Regions from separate parts of the Homo sapiens genome. Here region 2 is linked to region 1. A link is an interaction called in ENCODE POLR2A ChIA-PET data of the cell type or tissue named here. Cell type or tissue: GM12878. All regions are shown on one strand. Each heading gives the region's core, and the rest is flanking DNA. Links, peaks and the distances in the headings are about the cores only.

Region 1 (8,607 bases), core at 192-8,191:
ATTTAATTTATTTGTATTATTACTATTTTTTGAGATGGAGTCTCGCTCTGTTGCCCAGGCTGGAGTGCAGTGGCTCGATTTCGGCTCACCACAACCTCCGCCTCCTGGGTTCAGGCCATTCTCCTGCCTCAGCCTCCTGAGTAGCTGGGACTACAGGCATGTGTCACCATGCCTGGGTAATTTTTGTGTTTTTAGTAGAGACGGGGTTTCTACATGTTGGTTGGGCTGGTCTCAAACTCCCGACCTCAGGTGATCTGCCCACCTTGGCCTCTTAAAGTGCTGGGATTACAGGCGTGAGCCACCACGCCTGGCCTATGTTGTTATTAACTTAAAGCTGAAATAACTTAAAACTACAAATTGGGTCTTTTTTATGTCAGAAAAACAAACAAAAACCCACTGTGTTTGGAAGGCTCCCTGTAATCTATAAGAAGATCTTTAAATCTTACCAGGTTTCTAAATTATTTTCTCTTCTTCCTTTCTTTCCTTCTTTCTTTCTTTCTTTCTTTCTTTCTTTCTTTCTTTCTTTCTTTCCTTCTTTTTTGTTGTTGTTGTTGTTGACAGATTCTCGTTCTTGTTGCCCAGGCTGCAGTGCAGTGGTGCAATCTTGGCTCACTGCAACCTCCGCCTCCTGGGTTCAAGTGATTCTCCTGCCTCAGCCTCCTAAGTAGCTGGGATTACAGGCGCCCGCCACCATGCCCAGCTAATTTTTGTATTTTTAGTAGAGAGGGGGTTTCGCTATGTTGGCAGGGCTGGTCTCGAACTCCTGATCTCAAGTGATCTGCCTGCCTCGGCCTCCCAAAGTGTTGGGATTACAGGTGTGAGCCACTGCGCCACACCTTTTCCTGGTTTTAAATGATCCTCTCACCTTGGTCTCCCAAAGTGCTGGGATTACAGGGTTGAGCCACCCTGTCCAGCTATTTAGATTTAGGATTGAAAGGACTAATGGTCTGAAATCAGAAATTAGGAGGACCTAAAAAGAATAGAACCAATGGAGAACTTTTTTTTGGGACAGAGTCACTCTGTTGCCCATGCTGGAGTGCAGTGGCAGGATCTCAGCTCACTGCAACCTGCGCCTCCCAAGCTCAAGCGATTCTTATGCATCAGCCTCCCAAGTAGCTGGGACTACAGGTGCACGCCACCACACCCATTACGCCCAGCTTATTTTTGTATTTTTGTAGAGACGAGGTTTTGTCATGTTGCCCAGGCTGGTTTGGAACTCCTGGGCTCAAGGTAATCACCCTGCTTGGCCTCCCAAAGTGCTGGGATTACACCATGAGCCACCACACCCAGCCAATCAAAGGAGAAGGTTGGTAGAAAAAGTTGTATCTAGCTAAATTATATAAGCAAAAAAGTACTATGTTGGCCAGGCGCAGTGGCTCTCACCTGTAATCCCAGCACTTTGGGAGGCCGAGGTGGCTGGATCGCTTGAGGCCAGGTGTTGGAGACCAGCGTGGGCAACATGGCAAAACCTCGTCTCTACAAAAAATAGAAAAAATTAGCCAGGTGTAGTGGTGCACAACTGTAGTCCCAGCTACTTGGGAGGCTGAGGCAGGAGGATCGCCTGTGTCCAGGAGGCGGAGATGGCAGCGAGTTGAGATCGTGCCATTGCACTCCAGCCTGGGTGACAGAAATAAAACCCTGTCTCAAAAAAGACAACAATGACAAAAAGAAAAGGACTATGTTAACGTCTCAATTTTCTATAGAAGGTAATTTATCCAACAATCTAGGGTATCAGTAGGGGAATTGAGAATACTAGAGCAATTTAAAAAGACCATTGAACTGCTTGAAAAGCTAATACTATTCACTTCCAGGAAAGACTGTCAGATTCAAAGCCTATTTGCTCTTACTTTACACACAATGCTAATAAATTTTGTTACCTAGTTTCCTAGGACACAGATTAGGAAGAGAATTGCTAAAGCCAGGCACCCAGGAAGTAGCAAGTGGTATTATCTAATATCTTAACAAAGGATGGGATAAAACAGAAAGAAAATTATTGGAAGGACATAAAAGAACTCAAAATCACACTAGCCTCGGATCATTTTGGGTAGGGCAAAAAGCATAGCATATTTTAATATTTCTCAGAGATGCATTACTTTGGAGTTTCATTCTGAATGCTAATAATGACCAAGAAAATAAGAAGAGTTTAAATTATATTTGCTATACATTTCAAGAAGGCAGGGATCTATTTTATTTAAAATAAATTTTCATTAAAGTCATATTTTAAAACATTTTATACTGAAAGGGATTAGTTTTAATTATTTAGAAAATGAATTCAGGCTTTTCACATTATCCAAAGGTGTCAGATAAATGAAGCCTTAATGAATTATAATAGCAAAGTCAGAGTAAATACATACCTGTTTACATTGACATATCTTCTAAATGTGTCTTTAGATCTGGTTGGCTGCTTTGACCCCCAAGGAAGAGAGAATAAATAATGCATTTCCCTACAAGCTGATTAACAGTAAAAGTTAAAAAGATCCCATTGATATGCTCAGCCCCTCGGAAGACAAAATGAGTAGAAAATAGGAAAGGCATGTCATACTTTGTTCTGAGTTCTCAAGGATTAAGGAATGGTCATACAAACCAACCCACAATGTAATGTTTATACTGTTAAATAATACAAAACTATATAAATTAACAAAGATTATATATGAAAACAATTCTGTGGCTTATGCATTATATATATATATATATATATATATATGACATTGCTTAGAAATTGTTTAGAACTACAGCACACATATATGGCATTGCTTAGAACTATAGCATACATATATGCTAGAGTTTAAGTGTTTAAAAGGCTGGGCGCGGTGGCTCACGCCTGAAATCCCAGCACTTTGGGAGGCCGAGGCGGGCGGATCACGAGGTCAGGAAATCGAGATCATCCTGGCTAACATGGTGAAACCCTGTCTCTACTAAAAATACAAAAAATTAGCTGGGCGTGGTGGTGGGTGCCTGTAGTCCCAGCTACTTGGGAGGCTGAGGCAGAAGAATGGCGTGAACCCTGGAAGGCAGAGCTTGCAGTGAGCCGAGATCGCGCCACTGCACTCCAGCCTGGGTGACAGAGCGAGACTTTGTCTCAAAAAAAAAAAAAAAAAGTTTAAGAATTTAATAAGGTCATGAAATCCATTAATGGTATGGTTATCACTTTGGGATGCTTCTGAGGCTCTCAGGGAGTTATTGGAAGGTCAAAGTAAGATGAAGGCAGAAGATTCTGTGAGGCTATCAGCCAAGACCACCTGAGCCCATCTGCTTTTCTTCTGTTTTTTGTTTTGTTTTGTTTTGTATTTTGAGACTGAGTCTCACTCTGTCGCCCAGGCTTGAGTGGAGTGGCACGATCTCGGCTCACTGAAACCTCCACCTCCCAGGTTCAAGTGATTCTCCTGCCTCAGCCTTCCCAGTAGCTGGGATTACAGGCGCCCGCCACCACCTCCAGTTAACATTTGTATTTTTAATTGAGACGGGGTTTCACCATTTCAACCAGGCTGGTCTCAAACTCCTGATCTCAAATGATCAGCCTGCCTCAGCCTCCCAAAGTGCTGGGATTACAGGTGTGAGCCACTACACCCAGTCCATCTGCTTTTCTTCTTTGCTGTCTAAGACAGCAAGGTGTTTCTTGCCTGTTTTACTTAGGGGTAACAGGACTCATCAAGACACACTGAGGGACTCAGCCAAGCACACCACAGGTCTTAGGGCTGCAGTCTACTGTTACATTTCCCTACCTAGAAGCTAAACCCCATGGGAGCTGGAACCTTGTCTGTCTTGTGTATAGCACAAGGCTAGCATGTGGTAGTATACAAACATTTCTTGAATAAATATCATAGAGTGGCAATGAGAGTCTGAGGTAGATAAGTGCCTGCAGCCTTAATTTGGAAAGATTTTCCCAGGAATAAGAGCTTGAAGTGGAGATATACGGTCTACTCAGGGAGTTCAGGGTCGTGCATGATAATCTGTAATGGAACTATGCACCCCAGAATGAACTTTGACAAGGTCCCAGATTCAGGCATGAACATTTAGGGAAAGTATTTTAATTACTATGCTAGTTTTTCTTTGGGACTGATAATTTAAGTGTGTTTCTTAAAAATTTGTGTTTGGGTAGCTTTATTTATTCAGGAAGAACATCTTTATTTTTTTGGAAAACAGAAAACCTTTTCCTTGTTTTGCCATTCAGCAGGGCAGAATGTTTAGACTGATTCTTTTTTATAGAAGTAACTTAAGCATACCCAAATGTCTAAGTATACAGTTGTACCCCTTGACGTGACAAGAGAAAACAATCCAGGTGGAAATGAACAGTGAGAGACGTGTAGGTTCCCTATTCTTTGAGGAGTAACATAGGGAAATGAAAGTGAACTGAAGAGAGGAAGAAAAGTGGAAGCTGAAGAAACAGCCAAGATAATCAGGAAGAGAGATTTAAAATCACGCTCCTCTTGAGCTCCATGTGCATTTGCGCTTGCTTCTTTCTCTGCCTCTTGGTTGTTTCAAGGTACCAGGCATGAGTTCCCACACAGCACACCCTCGACCTCTCCTGGTCACACTCTGTCATGAGTCACAACCTTGATTGTGAACACAGCAAAGAGCAGGGCTCTCAGGGAGGAAGACAGTGCCTGATCCAGTGTCCACTACTTCAAGAAATGGGCATAAGGTGGCAGCACTGGTAGCACCTGCAGGTGTCTTGGAGAGGAAGCTTGGCCAAGGGCCAGCTGCACTTGAGCTGCTAAGTCCCAGGGAGAAAATGGAAAAAAAGAACTCTGCTAAAGTCCTCCTTACTAGAGTAGTCAGTAACGGGAGGAGAAAGGCTTCTCGTAGGGGAACGACGGTAGTCAGGAACTCCACTGGGAGGAGTGGGTGAGAGGGTCACATTGCTGTCTGGCACCCACACATCTGTTGGAAGAATGCTACCACTTATGAGAAAGGATTGAGACAGGTGAACAACATGGATGAAACTTGAAAACAGTATGCTAAATGAAAGAAACCAGTCACAAAAGACTGCATATTATATGACTCCATTTTTAAAAAATGTCCATGAATACACAAATCTGTAGAAATGGAAAGTAGATATTTTTCTTTCTTTTCTTTTCTTTTTTTTTTTTTTTTTTTTGAGATGGAATCTTACTCTGTTACCCACGCTGGAGTGCAGTCTTGCGATCTCTGCCCATTGCAACCTCTACCTCTTGGGTTCGTGCAATTCTCCTGCCTCAACCTCCCAAGTAATCGAGATTACAGGTGCCTGCCACTAGACCTGGCTAATTTTTGTATTTTCAGTAGAGATGGGGTTTCACCATGTTGGCCGGGCTAGTCTCAAACTTCTGACTTCAGGTGATCTGCCCACCTCGGCCTCCCAAAGTGCTGGGATTACAGGTGTAAGCCATCACCCCTGGCGTACAGAAAGTAGATTAATGGTTGCCTAGGGCTTGAAGCTGGGGAGAATGGGGAGAGGAGGCTAAAGGGTATGGAGTTTCTTTTCAGGATGATGAGATGTTCTAAAATTGATTGTGGTGATGGTTGCATAACTCTGAATATGCTGAAACCATTGAATTGTACAATTTGATGGGTGAATTGTAATTATATTTCAAAGCTGTCATAAAAAATGACTGATGAACATTTATTTAAAAATCAGACAGTAAAGGTTATAATGTGAGTGCATTCTTACCATCTTTCCCCTCCCTGGTCCTATGAATGTGGATGGCCACAATGGGAGTAAGAGGCATCCCTCTTCGTGGAACCACCCATCTTTTTTTTTTTTTTTGAGACAGGGTCTCGCTTTTTTATTCTAGGCTTACTATAGCTTTTACCTCCTGGAATCAAGGGATCTCCCACCTTAGCCTCCTTAGTAACTGGAAGGGAACCACCCATCCTTGAGACAGTGCCTCTCAGCCGGGCGCCATGGCCCACGCCTGTAATCCCAGCCCTTTGGGAGGCCGAGGTGGGCAGATCACGAGGTCAGGAGATTGAGACCATCCTGGCTAATACGGTGAAACCCCGTCTCTACTAAAAATACAAAAAATTAGTTGGGCGTGGTGGCGGGCACCTGTGATCCCAGCTACTTGGAAGGCTGAGGCAGGAGAATGGCGTGAACCCGGGAGGCAGAGGTTGCAGCGAACAGAGATCACACAATTGCACTCCAGCCTGGTGACAGAGTGAGACTCTGTCTCAAAAAAAAAAAAAAAAAAGACCGTGCCTCTCAAACTATTTTATTTTAGAGACCAGGTCTCTATATAACTGTTGGCCAGAGTAGTCTTAAACTCCTGGCCTCAAGCAATCCTTCTGCCTTGACCTCCAAAAGCACTGGAATTACAAGCATGAGCCATCACACCTGGCCAGGCTTCAAACTTTAATTTGCAGAAAAATAACCTGGAATATTGTCAAAATGCAGATTCTGTTTCAGAAGGTCTGAAGTGGGGCCTGAGATTGTGCATTTCTAAGATGCTCCAAGGTGAGGTTTAAACTGCTAATCCTAGGATCACACTCAGAAATGAGAAGCTCTAAGAGACCCAAAGAAATTATATTCTTTGATTGGGATCAGTACACACACACACACACACACACACACACACACACACACACACACAGATGCTTCTACTAACAGTTAATATTAGTACCTTGAAAAAGTACATTTCTAACATTATTGGATTTATTGCACATTTTTATTGAAAACCTCAGAATTCAGAATTTATAAGAGAGCTGAGTTTGAATCCTGACTCCATCATTTACCAGTATTGTAACCTTAAATTACATAATCTATATGAGCCTCAGTTTCTTTGCTTATATAGGACATAATAATGCCTCTTATTGGATTTTTGTGAGTATTAGAGACTATATAGCACACACATAATAGTCACTTGTGAGATAGCTTCTATTATTATTATTATTATTATTATTTGAGACAGGGTCTTGCTCTGTCACTCAGGCTGGAGTGCAATGGTGCAATCATAGCTCACTGTAACCTCGAACTCCTGGGCTCAAGCAGTTCTGCCTCAGTCTCCCCAGTAGCTGGTTCTGCAGGCATGAACCACCATGCTGGGCAAATTTTTTTACTGTGGAGATTAAGTCTGGCTATGTTGCCCAGGCTGGTCTCAAACTCTTGGCCTCAAGCAATCCCCCTGCCTTGGCCTCCCAAATTGCTGGGATTATAGGCACGAGCCACCATGCCTGGCCCAAGATAGCATCTATCAATGTGGCAAAATTTGTGTGAGATGAAGGATCTACCACACTTTCGTTTTCATGTTTATATTACTCCATATTTTCTTTTAAATCTTCTAAATCTCCCAAATCTTCAAATTTTGGTTCTGTAAGAGATGCTTCCCTAAGATATTTTTTCTTCTTTCATTTGAAGACATCACTGTCGTTTAGACCTCTAGTAATATCTATATGGAATATAATTTTTTTCTTTTGTTGAGATGGCATCTTGCTCTGTTACCCAGGCTGGAGTGCAGTGGCAGGATCTGGGCTCACTGCAACCTCTGCCTTCCAGGTTCAAATGATTCTCCTGCCTGAGCCTCCCAAGTAGGTGGGATTACAGGGGCCCATGACCACGCCCGGCTAATTTTTGTATTTTTAGTAGAGATAGGGTTTCTTCATGTTAGCCAGGCTGGTCTTGAACTCCTGATCTAAGGTGATCTGCCCACCTCGGCCTCCCAAAGTGCTGGGATTGCAGGCATGAGCCATCACATCCAGCCTGTATCATTTGGAAGCGATGTATTATTTGGAACCAATCCAAATAAAAGACAACACACACCTATGTGTGGGTGCAGTGGCTCATGCCTGTAATCCCAACACATTGAGAGGGTGAGGCAAGCAGATCACTTGAGGTCAGGAGTTCAAGACCAGCTTGGGCAACATGGCAAAACCCTGTCTCTACAAAACATACAAAAATTAGTCAGGCATGGTGATGTGTGCCTGTAGTTCCAGCTGCTCCAGAGGCTGGGGTGGTAGGAGCACTTGAACCCAGGATGTTGAGGCTACAGTGAGCCAATATCATGTCACTGCACTCCAGCTCGGGCAACAGAGTGAGACCCTGTCTCAAAAAAAAAATAAAAATAAAAATAAAAAAAAGGGCCCAGCTGTAATCCCAGCACTTTGGGAGGCTAAGGCAGGTGGATCACCTGAGGTCAAGACGAGCCTGGCCAACATGGGGAAACCCCATCTCGACTCAAAATGCAAAATTTAGCCAGGCGTGGTGGTGTGCGTCTATAATCCCAGCTCCTCAGGAGGCGGTGGCAAGAGAATCACTTGAACCTGGGAGGTAGAGGTTGCAGTGAGCTGAGATCATGGCACTGCACTCCAGCCTGGGCAACAGAGCAAGAGTCTGTCTCTAAATAAATAAATAAATAAATAAAGTGATTCAAAGTAAAAGCTTAGGCTGTGTGCAGTGGCTCATGCCTGTAACCCCAGCACTTTGGGAGGCCGAGGCAGGTGGATCACTTGAGATCAGGAGCTTGAGACCAGCCTGGCCAACATGGTGAAACCCCGTCTCTACTAAAAATACAAAAAAATTAGTTGGGCGCGGTGGCACCTGCCTGTAGTCCCAGCTACTCAGGAGGCTGAGGCAGGAGAATCACTTGAACTCGGGAGGCAGAGGTTGCAGTGAGCCAAGATTGTGCCATTGCA
Region 2 (8,607 bases), core at 149-8,148, 160 kb after region 1:
GAGGAAACAGTCAGGACATCTCCCAGTTGGGCATCATGGGTTTGTTCATTTGTGTGTTAATTCTATATGCTGACCCCTGACAGCAGAGTGAAGGCAGGTGGGGGCCAACAATGAATCTGATAGGAGCTTACTCTCATGGGTTCCAGACAAGTTGGCCCCAGGTGGGAGCCCTGACCAGCCACTGCCAGTGAGATCAGGCTTTAGAAGAGGGTCAGAGGAGTCAGGAGCATCTTCTGCCTGGGGGACTGGAGAAGCTTCCTGGAGAAGTGATGCTTGAGCTAAGTCTTTAAGTTTGGGTGGAATTCAAGCACAGGAGCTGTGCGGAGGCAGCCCTTCAGGCAGACAAAGCTGAGGGAAGAGAGAGTGGCAGAGGGAAGGAGGAGGGATGGGAACGGGCCACTGAGCAGGCCACGTTGGCTAGAATATGAGGAGCACTTCAGATAGTTAGGGATATTAGAGATATTCCAGTTGGAAGGATGGGGTGGAATCAATCTTGTAGGGCGCTGAATGTCCCTAAGACTTTTCTTGGCGAACAGGTGCAAAGTGCAAAAGTGGCATTTTGGAGGCCTTTGAATTCTCAAACTTGAATAGAAGCCAAATTTTTGGGTGTGACCAGGAGACTTCTAACTAATTAAAGTAAAACATATTTCCCAGGGCTGGCACAGTGGCTCACGCCTGTAATCCCAGCACTTTGGGAGGCCGAGGCGGGCGGATCACAAGGTCAGGAGATTGAGACCATCCTGGCCAACATGGTGAAACCCTGTCTCTAGTAAAAATACAAAAATTAGCTGGGCATGGTGGCGTGTGCCTGTAATCCCAGCTACTCAGGAGGCTGAGGCAGAATAATCGCTTGAACCAGGGAGTCGGAGGTTGCAGTGAGCCAAGGTTGCGCCATTGCACTCCAGCCTGGTGACAGAGCAAGACTCCGTCTCAAAAAACAAAAAAAACCAAAAACATATTTCCCCGAAAATGATCAGGACTAAGATCACTGAACCTTTTCCAGAAGGTTGGGAGCTGTCTCTGAGGCAGGTGGTGCTGTTCATGTGAGCATGAACTGATTACCTGGTCCTAGGCTCATGTAGACAGTGTGGGCTTTTCCCTTTGGCACCCCAGCCCAGCAACTCCAGCCCAACAGGTCTGGCCCAGGGCTCCTGCCCTGTGGGGACAGTCTGAGGTAGAGTGACCAGCTCCTCCCAGTTTACCCAGGACCACCTGGAAAGTCTCCTGTCTTAGGAAACCACTCAATCCCAGGAAAATCAGGGCACTCGGTCACCCTCATCTGAGATCCTGTCTTGCCGGCTGGTGGGCTGTGCAGCTGGCTCACCCTGCAGGCTCTAGGCAGTTGGGAAGAGCAATATTGCTCCCAGAAGCTCCTGGTCTGATGGGAGGTGATAGAGACATCCAAATCCAAGTGACAGATGCTCACTTAGACCCTGTTACAGTTCACATGACGGACACAGAGGCTGCGTCTCTCTCCACTGCCATACACCAGCTCCCAGACCCCATCTCCTTTGTCTCCAGGACGTCTCTGCCCACTTCCCCTGGACAGACCTGCCTCGTGTTCCACCTGAACTGGCTCAGGGCTCTGCAGAACAGGCCCTGACTGGGCCTTTCCCTTCAATTGTAGTTATCTCTCCAAGATCCCAAATTTGTTCTCCCCACCCCTGCCCTGTCCCCCCACAAACCCCACAGAATTTGGGTGACTCTCTGGTGCCCTCAGCATATCAGTGATATGAGTCCAGCCTTTGTGATTTTTCCTTCTGCATCCCGCCTTGTACCTTCATTTCTTTTTTTTTCTTTTTTTCTTTTTTTTTTTTTTGAGACGGAGTCTTGCTCCGTTGCCCAGGCTGGAGTGCAGTGGCACAATCTCAGCTCACTGCAACCTCTGCCTCCCAGGTTCATGCCATTCTCCTGCCTCAGCCTCCCGAGTAGCTGGGACTACAGGCACCTGCTACCACGCCCAGCTAATTTTTCGTATTTTTAGTAGAGACGGGGTTTCACTGTGTTAGCCAGGATGGTCTCGATCTCCTGACCTTGTGATCCGCCCGTCTCAGCCTCCCAAAGTGCTGGGATTACAGGCATGAGCCACCGCATCTGGCTGTACCTTCATTTCTTTAGTATTTTCCTCCTAAATGGCTCATCTTTAAATATATATGTATAATATATATATTTCATATACATTAAATATATATTAAATGCAGCTGGGCGCAGTGGCTCATGCCTGTAATCCCAGCACATTGGGAGGCCGAAGCAGGTGGATCACAAGGTCAGGAGATCGAGACCATCCTGGCTAACAAGGTGAAGCCCCATCTCTACTAAAAAAAATACAAAAAAAATTAGCTGGGTGTGGTGGCGGCCACCTGTAGTCCCAGCTACTCGGGAGGCTGAGGCAGGAGAATGGTGTGAACCTGGGAGGCGGAGCTTGCAGTGAGCCGAGATGGCGCCACTGCACTCCAGCCTGGGCGACAGAGTGAGACTCTGTCTCAAAAAAAATATATATATATATATATAAAATATACATTTATATATTTACTACATATGTATAATATATAACATATTTAATATGTATAATATATTTAACATATTTAATATGTATAATATACATTTTACATCTATATTTAATATGCATAATATGTATTTAACATATATTTAATATGTATAATATATTTAACATATTTAATATATTATGTATATTATTTATTTATTTATTTATTTATTTATTTATTTTTTGAGACAGAGTCTCGCTCTGTCACCCAGGCTGGAGTGCAATGGTGTGATCTCAGCTTACTGCAGCCTCCACCTCCTGGGTTCAAGTGACTCTCCTGCCTCAGCCTCCCAAGTAGCTGCGATTACAGGCATGCACCACCATGCCTGGCTAATTTTTGTATCTTTAGTAGAGATGGGGTTTCACCATGTTGGCCAGGCTGGTCTTGAACTTCTGACCTCAGGTGATCCACCTGCCTCAGCCTCCCAAAGTGCTGGGATTACAGGCATGATCCACCGTGCCCAGCCCCTCTTCTATCTTCTTGAAAACTCACTCATGAGATTAAGGCAAGCTGCAGTCTACCCCAGCCACTGCTCTTCTCCTACTGGTCCCTGGCACCCCCAGCCACGCTGTGCACTGGATGCCTCAGTGCGTTTGCTTGTGCTTGTGCTGTCCCCGCCTGCCGTGGTGAGCCAGAGTGCTCATTCTTTCTGATCCAGCTTTGCTGTTACTTCTTTTGTTGCTTGCTTTTTTTTTTTTTTAAGACAGGGTTTTGCTCTTGTTGCCCAGGCTGGAGTGCAGTGGTGAGATCTCGGCTCACCACAACCTCTGCCTCTCGGGTTCAAGCGATTCTCCTGCCTCAGCCTCCCGAGTAGCTGGGATTATGGGCATGCACCACCATGCACCCTAATTTTGTATTTTTAGTAGAGATGGAGTTTCTCCATGTTGGTCAGGCTGATCTCAAACTCCCGACCTCCGGTGATCCGCCCGCCTCAGCCTCCCAAAGTGCTGGAATTACAGGTGTGAGCCACTGTGCCTGGCCCCTTGCTTTCTTTTTAAATTATTTTTTGTAGAAACAGGGTCTTGCTGTGTTGCCCAGGCTGATCTCTCAAACTCCTGGACTCAAGCAGTCCTCCAGCCTTACCCTCCCAAAGTGTTGGGATTACAGTCACGAGCCACTGCACTCGGCCTGTTGCTTTCTTGAATGCTGCTTCCTGCCTCCACCCCACATATTTCCCTCTGTGTTCTTGAGGCATTGAGTATAGGCACCAGTAATGTCATTAATTGAATAGCTATTTAGGTCAGATCTTGATATTATGTTATTTCTGATTTGTGTAAAATTTTACAAGGTTGATGTCATCATTACCCATTCTACAGGTGAGGAAAGTGAGGCTTAGAGATTGATCAGCTTCTTAAGTTTACAGGCTAACAATTGGCCATGCCAGGGTTCAAAATAAGATTAGGCAGGCCCAGAGTCACCACACAGAGGCACTGCCTTGTAGGAGGACTCTTAATTATCCACTTCTGTCTGACTCTGCCCTCAGGCGGGCTCTTCCTGTATCCACAGGCCTAGCACTAAGCCTGGTATGTGGTGAAGGCCCCATGAACCCCAGAGATGGACAGAAGTGGTCTGGGAGGGTTATGGTGACCTAGCACTCGAGGCCTGGGAGCTGTGGCTGACCTTGAGCTGGCCTTAGAGGCGGGGAGACTGCAGTCCTGCAGCTGTTTCCTCTGCAGGTGACAACAGTGGAAGGGCAGAGGGCAGTCAGGGCCTTCTCAGCAGCCCGCAGCCAGCCCTGGGGAACTTCCACAGCCCCAGCCTTTCAGGCTCTGACCGCAGAAGGCCTGCCTGCTCCTCTCCGAGAGCTGTCTTAGGGTGGGGAAATTCCTTTGCCCTCACAGCCATTCAGTGACGAGTAGCCTTGCTTTTCGTCTCATTTTCACATCCTCAGAGCTTTGGTTTCTGCCTGGAAGGCAGCAGGAGGGCCTTGCTGGCATAAGGGCACCTTTTTACTTGGGAAGAGCCTGGCATAGCAGAAACAGCCCTGGAGTAGATCTTAGATTCCCTGAGGGCAGGGATAGCATCACTTACCATCACTCCCTTCTTTCTTCTTTTCTACAACAAATATTTTTTGAACATCCACAGTATGTCAGGCAGGCACAGGGTGAACAAAACCAATATCTTTGACTCATTTCTATGAATTTGCCCCTTACCTTCCCTGCCACCCCCAGGCCTTGTACAGTAACTTGCACATAGTAGGTGCTCATGTGTGAAAGAGTGAACAAATGAGTGCCCTGGAAGACAAGGGTCCTAGTTTCAGCCCCACCTTCTATTATTGGAGTGAACTTGCTTTCCCATCTGTAACTCACAGGCACGGATCCCCTTGCCTAGCCCAGAGCAGTCTCTGTGATTGAGTGAGACTAGGAATGTCAGCACACTTTGTAAGTCACTTTTCTCTATTGAAACTGAAGAGACTTGAGTCTTTTGGTCAGGAATGGAGAGTGGACTTGCTCCAGGTGCTAACAAGCTGCCATCGGTAGTGGCTGCCAGGAGGAGCAGGTTGAGGAGGATTCTGAGGCTGAGTTTGGGGCGGTGATGGGTCAGCACTGTCCGGTCTGAGAATCAGCAATGGGAGAGCTGCTTGTCTTCCCCCATGAAGGGTGCAGCCCCTGCAGAGCCTCCTTTGTCCCAACTCTGGCGACTTTGATTTAGCACCAGGTGGACTCTTGCTCCAGCATGACACAGCGCTCTGCCTCCCCTGGCTCCTGGCAGCCTCAGGAAGCCGGGGTACAGAGCTTCATTTGCTCTTCTGCAGAGTGCTGGAGAGAAAGAAGCCTGGCTGCTGGAGACCAGAACATGCTTAGCAGTTCCCTCCCTGTCCTGGGGAGAGGCTTGGGTTCCCCTCTCCCCTGAGGAAGACCTGTGGGATTCCACTGAGGATTCCAGTAACTTCTGTCAGTGCTGGAGAGGGTCTGTGGCTGTCCTTCATTCACAGATGGGCTGTGTTCTGAAGTTTTCTTCATAACTCCATTGTTTGTTTGGAATGCAATGTTTTGTGGAAACAAAAGTCATAATAATGGCTGATATTTGTTAAGCCCTTGTCAAGCGTTAGCCACTTTGCTAAAGCCACTTGGTGAATTCTCACCTAATCCTTCCAGCAGCCCCCTGAGATGGACTCAATGATGTTCCATTTTATTTTATTTTTTTGAGACAGCCTTGCTCTGTCACCCAGGCTGGAGTGCAGTGGCGCGATTTCGGATCACTTCAACTTCCACCTCCTGGGTTCAAGCGATTCTTCCTGCCTCAGCCTCCCGAGTAGCTGGGATTACAGGCATGCGCCACCATGCCCGGCTAATTTTTGTATTTTTAGTAGAGATGGGGTTTCAGTGTGTTGGCCAGGCTGGTCTTGAACTCCTGACCTCAGGTGATCCGCCTGCCTCGGCCTCCCAAAGTGCAGGGATTACAGGCGTGAGCCATCATGTCCAGCCTATTTATTTTAACTTTTAAATATTTTTTAGAGACACAGCCTCGCTCTGTCACCCAGGCTGGAATGCAGTGGCACAGTCATACCTCACTGCAACCTTGAACTCCTAAACTTTCCCTTCAACTTTCCCTTCAACTGTAGTAGTTATCTCTCTTGTTAGGTTGTTTCATTACCACCTTGACTTCCTGCCTCAGTCTCCCGTGTAGCTAGAATTGCAGGTTCATGCCACATACAGCTAATTTTTTGGGGGGAGGGGGGGACAGAGTTTTGCTCTTGGCACCCAGGCTGGAGTGCAGTGGCGTGATCTCAGCTCACTGCAACCTCTGCCTCCCGGGTTCAAGTGATTCTCTTGCCTCAGCCTCCCGAGTAGCTGGGATTACAGGTGCACACCACCACACCTGGCTAATTTTTGTATTTTTAGTAGAAATGGGGTTTCACCATGTTTAAGGCTGGTCTCGAACTCCTGACCTCAGACAGGTGATCCACCTGCCTTGGCCTCCCAAAATGTTGGGATTACAGGTGTAAGCCACCACGCCCAGCCCACATCCAGCTAATTTTTAAAAATTATTATTTTTATAGAGATGGGGTCTCACACTATGTTACCCAGGCTGATCTCAAACTCCTGGCCTCAAGCAATCCTCCTGCTTCAGCCTCCCAACGTGCTGGGATTACAGGCATGAGCCACTATGCTTGGCCTTCCATTTTATTTATTTAGCAGATGATGGCACAGAGAAGTTGAGTGATTTGACCCACCTCACTCAGCCAGTAAGTGATTGGAGTGAGATTTATACCTACATGTGTTTCTGGCTCCAAAGCCTATGTCCAAGTCAGCAAGGAAGCAGTGAGTGGGGAGCCAAAAGCTGGGACTCTGGGGCCTGTGGGACAGGATTAGGGGTTTGGTTTGGAGTAGTATCACCAGCTTTGGAAAGAGCTGCTGCTGGGGGTTCTGCATCCTGGAGGGTCATGGCATGAACAGTTGGTCAGGAGCAATGTCAGTGGCTCCTGGGAGGCTAGCACTGTGCTCAGGGCTGTGGAAGCATCTCATTCAGCCCTCACCACAATCCTATGAAGGTATGACTTGACCCATCTCTATTTTACAGATAAAGAAACTGAGGTGGCCAGGCGCGGTGGCTCACGCCTGTAATCCCAGCACTTTGGGAGGCCAAGGTGGGTGGATCATGAGGTCAGGAGTTCAAGACCAGCCTGGCCAACATAGTGAAACCCTGTCTCTACTAACAATACAAAAAATTAGCCAGGCATGGTTGCGGGCACCTGTAATCCCAGCTACCCAGGAGGCTGAGGCAGAGAATTGCTTTGACCTGCAAGGTGGAGGTTGCAGTGAGCCAAGATCGCGCCACTGCACTCCAGCCTGGGCAACAGAGCGAGACTCCATCTCAAAAAAAAAAAAAAAAAGAGAGAGAGAGAGACAGGGTCCGCCTTTATTGCCCAGGCAGGTCTCAAACTCTTGGCTTCAAGCAATCTTCCTGCCTCAGCCTCCCAAAGTGCTGGGATTACAGGCATGAGCCACTATGCTTGGCCCTGTGAGTTAATAATAATAGCTCACACTTGCTAACCATTTGCTTTGTGCCATTTCACATATATTGATTCATTTAACTCTCACAACAACCCTATGAAGGTGAGTTACTATCGTTTCTATTTCAGTGATTAGAGAAACTGAGGCACAAAGAGCTTATATGATTTTTTAGCAAATGATATCATCAGGAGAAACCCAGCTGGGCAGAAGTGGAGTGGAACTAGATTCATTAGCTATTCTACCTGTTATTCCTGTTTTACACATGAGAAAACTGAGGCTCAGAGAAGTTCATTTGACTTCAGCCTTACACACAACCAGTCAATGACAAAACCAGGGTTCAGAGTGTGGCCATTGGCCTCTAAATCCCCCACCCTTCTTCATGCTGCCCATTTTAGGGAAGAAATGCTCAGATGCTTAGTTCCATTTTAAACATGCTGTAGTCAAGGTGGTGATGAAACAACCTAACAAAGTAAACCTTTGGTAGTTGAAAATGTGAGACTGAAGCATGTTTGCTTCACTGATATATGCCAAGTGCCTAGAATCGTGCCTGGCACATTGGTAGGCACTCAGTAAATAATCATTGGAGGCCAGTGGCCAAACTGGAGACATTATCTGGCAAACAATGCAATGGAAGCAATGGCAGGGTGCATGGTGGAGGGCTGGGGGTATAGGCTGCCCCAGGAGACTCAGACTTCTTTCTGGAAGGAGCCACTGTTCAGGTTCTCTGTGCCCTGGGGTACCCAGAGGCTCAATGGGTGAAGTTTTGGGCTTTGCATATGACACACCTAGGTTAGAGTCCTGCTCTGCCGATATACCAGGGCAGGACCTAAATAACTTACTTAAGTCTTTCCTTTTTTCTTTCTTTCTTTTTTTTTTTTTTCTTTTTTTGAGACGGAGTTTCGTTCTTATCACCCAGGCTGGAATGCAATGGCGACTGTTCAGCTCACTGCAACCTCCACCTCCCGAGTTCAAGCAATTCTCCTTTCTCAGCCTCCCGAGTAGCTGGAATTATAGGCACGCACCACCACACCCGGCTAACTTTTGTGTTTTTAGTAGAGAGGGTTTCACCAGGTTGGCCAGGCTGGTCTCGAACTCCTGACCTA

The links. ChIA-PET counts read pairs that join two places held together with the same protein. Peaks named below come from ENCODE experiments on the same cell type or tissue, not always from the same donor. Only the 100,000 strongest peaks of a DNase experiment are listed, where the experiment ranks them.
Region 2: POLR2A ChIA-PET joins it to region 1 with 8 read pairs; 5 of 35 experiments call an interaction of 5 or more read pairs at or near these places.

The regions. Positions count from the first base shown.
Region 1 is chr1:26,673,082-26,681,688 of GRCh38, forward strand. No RefSeq gene overlaps it. Among named protein-coding and RNA genes, the nearest start is that of ARID1A, 19 kb to the right of the region's middle. RefSeq lists an enhancer at 4,860-4,909. In GM12878, for the core only: a CTCF peak has its summit at 4,587; a DNase peak (open chromatin) is centred at 4,530; H3K27ac peaks cover 260 bases.
Region 2 is chr1:26,834,768-26,843,374 of GRCh38, forward strand. All of the region lies in intron 2 of ZDHHC18 (zDHHC palmitoyltransferase 18), which reads left to right. Among named protein-coding and RNA genes, the nearest start is that of ZDHHC18, 12 kb to the left of the region's middle. RefSeq lists enhancers at 3,933-4,202, 4,363-4,682. In GM12878, for the core only: a CTCF peak has its summit at 4,023; a DNase peak (open chromatin) is centred at 4,304; H3K27ac peaks cover 2,775 bases.